Regions from separate parts of the Homo sapiens genome. Here region 1 is linked to region 2. A link is a contact called in ENCODE Hi-C or POLR2A ChIA-PET data. All regions are on one chromosome and are shown on one strand. Each heading gives the region's core, a stretch centred on a gene start or an enhancer-like site at or near the end of the contact. The rest is flanking DNA. Distances are from core to core; before and after follow the strand shown. Region 1 holds the start of CTC1 (CST telomere replication complex component 1). Region 2 holds the start of DLG4 (discs large MAGUK scaffold protein 4).

The links. A loop is a pair of places that touch in the nucleus more often than their neighbours do. ChIA-PET counts read pairs that join two places held with the same protein, here RNA polymerase II (POLR2A). Pooled maps may share reads with other maps.
Region 1: a loop to region 2 is called in a pooled map, with 5 times the contacts of the local background. The contact joins the promoter of CTC1 here to the promoter of DLG4 in region 2. A Hi-C loop is called at or near these places in 6 of 50 pooled maps. POLR2A ChIA-PET finds 5 or more read pairs at or near these places in 2 of 52 experiments (B cell and WTC11).

The regions. Positions count from the first base shown.
Region 1 is chr17:8,246,606-8,249,305 of GRCh38, forward strand. CTC1 (CST telomere replication complex component 1) reads right to left here and starts at 1,451. Exons shown (of 23, transcript NM_025099.6): 1 at 1,399-1,451. The coding sequence starts at 1,431. PFAS (phosphoribosylformylglycinamidine synthase) reads left to right here and starts at 2,684. Exons shown (of 28, transcript NM_012393.3): 1 at 2,684-2,700. RefSeq lists enhancers at 1,248-1,387, 1,868-1,987, 2,112-2,700 and a silencer at 1,478-1,527.
Region 2 is chr17:7,216,338-7,219,076 of GRCh38, forward strand. DLG4 (discs large MAGUK scaffold protein 4) reads right to left here and starts at 1,290. Exons shown (of 20, transcript NM_001321075.3): 1 at 781-1,290. The coding sequence starts at 810. It also overlaps a transcript of ACADVL not described here.

The DNA of each region.
Region 1 (2,700 bases), core at 201-2,700, 1.0 Mb after region 2:
GCTGGGTGCAGTGGCTCACGCCTGTAATCCCAGCAGTTTCGGAGGCCAAGGCGGGCAGATCACGACGTCAGGAGATCGAGACCATCCTGGCTAACATGGTGAAACACCGTCTGTACTTAAAAAAAAGAAAAAAAATACAAAAATGAGCTGGGCATGGCGGCGCGTGCCTGTATGCCTGTAATTCCAGCTACTCGGGAGGCTGAGGCAGAAGAATCGCTTGAACCTGGGAGGCAGAGGTTGCAGTGAGCCGAGATCGCGTCACTGCACTCCAGCCTGGTGACAAAGCTAGACTCCGTCTCAAAACACACACACACACACACGCACACAAACCAATCCTTTAGATTGTATTTTCTTAACATCTTATTTATTTATTTATTTATTTATTTATTTATTTATTTATTTATTTGAGATGGAGTCTGGCTCTGTCGTCCAGGCTAGAGTGCAGTGGCGCGATCTCGGCTCACTGCAACCTCCACTTCCGTGGTTCCCTGCTCAGCTTCCTGAGCAGCTGGGATTACCGGCGTGTGCCACCACACCCAATTACCCTCATGTTAAAGTCGCTGCTTAGCAAGAGGTACAAAACTGTCAGCTCTGACCCCTCCACCACCACCCAACTGAACTTTTGAGTTTTTCAGACACCTGCTCTATCCTCCTGCCTTTGAATATGTGTTTGCTTCCGTCCTGAAACCCCTTCCGGCGCTTTTTTTTTTTTTTTTTTTTTTTTGACAGAGTCTCGCTCTGTTGCCCAGGCTGGAGTGCTGTGGCACAATCTCAGCTCACTGCAGCCTCCGTCTACCCGGTTCAAGCGATTCTCCTGCCTCAACCTTCTGAGTAGCTGGAATTACAGGTGCGCGCCACCACGCCCGGCTAATTTTTGTATTTTTAGTAGAGATGAGGTTTCACCATGTTGGTCAGGCTGGTCTCGAACTCCTGACCTCAAGTAATCCGCCCGCCTCCGCCTCCCACAGTGCTGGATTACAAGCGTGAGCCACCACACCCAGCCCCTTTCGGCGCTTTTTGCCTTCTACACGCACTTCGGGTCTCAGACGCTTTTACTTATTATGGTTGCCCTTTTCCCCTACAGCTCCGTCAAGGGTCTTCTCCAGGAACCCACAGCCCCATAGTTCCCCCATTAACCTGCTCCTGGTTTCCCACCAGGATTAAACCCTAGAGAGTGAACGGAGACCAGTTTAAGGCTCACAGCGGGCGCCGCGTGAATGAGGGAATAAACATTCGCAGAACCAGTAAGAGGTAGGAGCGGACCGACTCACAACCCCCTCACCCATGGGCCGGACGCGGCCAGCGAGCCCAGAGAGACAAGGCAGAGGAAATAGGAAGAGAAAGAGTATCTGTGACAAACAAGAAAAAAGGAACAAGAGACGTAATAGCAGCACTCACGGAGGAAGGGACCTGGGCCCGGCCAGCCGCCATGATGCGCCGGAGCTCCGCCCCCGGGAGGGGCAGGTGCTCGCTTGGGGGTGGGGATGGGGGTGGGGGGGCGCTCGGTGACGTCACCGGTGAGCGGGTTTCCTCGCCACCTCCAGCTCCTTCTCGCTGCTCACCCCCTCGCTTCCTAGAGACTCCGCGAGGCGCCTCGGTGCACCATCCCAACTCCCGACACCCCTGTCTCTTTTCTCTGATTTTTTTTTTTTTAAGACGAAGCCTGGTTCTGTCGCCCAGGCTGGAGTGCAGTGGCGCGATCTCGGCTCACTGCAACCCCCGCCTCCCAGGTTCAAGGGATTTTCCGGCCTCAGCCTCCTGAGTAGCTAGGATTACAGGCACCTGCCACCACCACGCCCGGCTAATTTTTTTTTTTTTTTTTTTTTTTGTATTTTTAGTAGAGACGGGGTTTCACCATGTGGCCAGGCTGGTCTCAAACTCCTGACCTCAGGTGATCCACCCGCCTCAGCCTCCCAAAGTGCTGGGATTACAGGCGTGAAACACAGCCCCTGGCCCTCTCTGATTTTTTTGAGACGAGGTCTCGCTCTATCGCCCAGGCTGGAGTGCAGCGGCGCCATCTCGGTTCACTGCAGCCTCGACCTCCCGGGCTCAAGCGATCCTCCCACCTCAGCCCACCAAGTAGCTGGGATCGCAGGCTTGCACCGCCACACCCGGCTAATTTTTGTATTTTTCTGTAGCGACATGGTTTCGCCATGTTGCCCAGACTGGTCTCGAACTCCTGGGCTCAAGCGATCTGCCCGCCTCGGGCTCCCAAAGTGCTCGGATTACAGGCGGGAGCCACCGCGCCCAGCCTCCGTCTCCCTCCTAAGTGACATCCTGTCCGGCATCCCGCAGGCCTTCAGATGGATGGGGTAGCAGAGCTCAGGAACTCAAACACAGCCCGCCTGGTGGATGACTTCTAAGCATCTTTCAGTCTCCCTGATCTTGCCAAGCAGAGAAGGGCTTCCTCGTAATGCCACCAAAGCACAACTTTCACATGCTTGCTTTATGGCCTTAACTAACTGATGTCATTACTTAACTGTCCCCGCGGGGACGGGGAACTGAATGTATTTTCACAAACGTCAGTTCAAGACAGATTTGTGGGAGAAACCACCTGGGGATAAACCTCTCCCCACCAAGAACCTAGAATTCGGCCGGGTGGCTGGGGAAAAGTGGGCGGGGCGTAGTCGCCCCGGCGCTGGCAGGTCCAGTCTCTGCCCGCGGCGCACGCGGATGACGTAACAAACGCGCGCGACGATT
Region 2 (2,739 bases), core at 40-2,539:
TCCCCCTCCTCAAATCCCCTCTCTCCCTAAGCCTCTCATCCTCCTCCTCAGGGGCTGGCAAGCTCGGCTGCTGCAATCTTCTGCCTCCTATGGGAGTACCCCCAAATCCTTGCCTCACCTGGTCCATTCCCTCAGGTGATCCCATGCCAGGGCCCCAGCCCTCTGACAACTTCCAACTACCTCCATTCTATATGACTGAACCCTAAATTAACAGTTCCCTCAAATTGAGAGAGCATCCCTAAATGCAGCCACCACGAGATGCTTGTTCTAGAGTCTGAAGGCCCACCCCTTCCCTGCCAGCTGACACCCCCAGATCAGTCAGGCACTCACAACCAATAACCTTTACCCCATGCCAGGAGCCCCCCAAAACTGGACAAGGCCCTTGGAAGCCAGCTTTTCCCTGGGGAGGAAAGAGGAACCCCCCAACATAGCCCACCTTCCCACATACACCAGCAGGACTCCCTTATGAGCCAGGCTTCTCCTTAAATAAGTCTCCCTCAAACAGCGCTGATGAACCCCCAAACCCGCCAGGCCCCCCGAACCATGGAATATCCTAAATTTTCCATATCCCTACAGGTACAAAGGGATCACTCCAGGGGGCACCTGTGGCCAAATCCTGCATTTTCTCAGATGTGAACCCCAAAACTAAATTAAGACCCCCAAATACATCTTACTTCTGATGCTGCCACTCCAGGGGCGCCAGTCCCAGATAAGGCCTACTAACCCCTCCCCACAAACTCATACCCTCCCCCCAGTTTATAGCCCCCCCATCATGCTTACCTTGGTTGTCACTATACAGAGACAGTCCATGTTGGGGGGCCTGGCCGCGGCGGCGGGTAAGGGGCTCTGACTTCATCGGAGTTTCGTTCCTCCCCTCCGTGGGTTCTCACCCCTCCCCCCTCCGCACCCCACTTTTGCAGGGGGGGCCAGGATGGGGGGAGGGGTGAGAGGGGAAGGAGGGGGTTGGAGAAGGGAAGGGGAGGGGAGCGTGGGAGGGAGGGGAAGGGGGCCCTAAAAGGGGCTCCCCAGTGGAGGGGAGGGGGCTTGGGGAGCACACCCCGATTCTCAGGAGGGGCGGGGGCACCGGGGGCTGGCAGCCCCGGAGTTCGGGGGCTGGGGCATGAGCTGGGGTGGGGGAGGGGAACTGGATTTCGGGGAGCCCCGGGGTAGGGGGGGGTCTTGCCAAACGGCCAGGGGCTAGGGGCCGTGGCGGGGGAGTGGGGTGGGGGGGTTGGAAACGGCAGCGGCCGAGGGAGCCGTGGAGCCGAAGAGGGAAGGGGAGAGAGGAGGAGAGAGGAAGCAGGGGGAGGGAGGGAGGGAGCTAGGAGCCAGAATGGGGGGGGTGCCTTGGCAGAGTTAACTCCTTCTGTGCTGGCAGGAACCCGGATAATGGGAAAGGAGATAGAAGCAGAAGCACAGAGGCCCCTGAGGCAAACATGGAGACCTGGCCAGCCACCAGCGATGACAGCAAAGACGATGAGGCTGGATTTCATTTCTTAGAGAAGGAAGCATCTATAGTTGGGCTGGGAGCACCCACGGTTATTTGAATACGGGAGGGAGGCCTCTCGGCAGGCGGTAGGGGGTCGGGTGTGAGGGAGGAGCTGAAGGAGGCAATCCCTGGGGGCCTAGTTCTCCCTCAGGTTTCTCAGGGGGAAACCTAAAAAGTTAAGCCCTAGACTCTTTAGTGCCTGAAACTGGGGCAGCCAAAGAAAACGAGGAAGAAAGGGAGAGTGGGTACAGGACCACAGAGAGTGCATTCTCGGTGCCCCAAGTCCCTGGGCCACTGACTCAGGCTTTTGTCAGCAGGGCCCCCAAGATTCCAGGTAATATTAGTGATATTTGGCTCACCCCTCCAGCCCTGCCTGCCCCTCAGGAAGTTAGGCGCTCGCCCCCACCTCCTTACCTGACTCTCTGAGAGGGAAGCCTCATAATAGTCCAGGATGTCTGTCACAGGAACAGAACTGAGTTACCTCCCCACCCCAGGCCTCTCCAGGCACATCACCCCTGTCATCACCGCTGCTGGCTGGCTGGCAAGGGAGGAGCCCTTTCAGCCAAGGCTGGTCCACACTCATGGAGGACACCATAGGCAGGACCCTGCATGGTGCTCCAGCTTGGACCAAATGATCTCTGGGCTCCCAAACAGCCCCCGAAGTTCAGTAATGGCCCTTGGAGGCCCAGGTCCCTCAGAAAACGGGCTACTCACCCAGCAAGGCCTGGAAGAGGTCGCTATGCAGCACTGTGAGGAGTGGGGGTGCCCACCGCAGCAGTGGGGGTGCCAGGAGCCAGAGGGCTGACCTGGGAGCTAGTGAGATGCAAGGAGAATTGGGACAGGGAAGATGCCAACACAGGAAGATGAACACACTGTCACTTCATCTCCCCAGACTGTGCCCTTCACCCCAGCCCCTACGGAAAGATTTGGGGAGAAGGATCTCCGAGCCCCAGCCCCCCACTTCGCTCCCAGACCTCCCCTCCACAAGGAGCCCTGTTTTTCACCTCTTGGTCTCTGGGACATCTCTCTCTTCTCTCACTTTAATCTCCCTAATCCTCCAGGATTGGAGTTGAGCTGCTTCTCCCCACTAAATTCCAGCTGTGAGTAAAGTAGGCCGTCTCTGAGCCGACCAGCTGTCCCATTCCCCCAGGTCCCAAGGCACCAGCACCGCCACCATCTTGCTCCACACACCCTGGCCCCCTCTTCCCATAGGCAGGCAGAACCTAGCCACGCTCTCCTGAGAAGCCAGC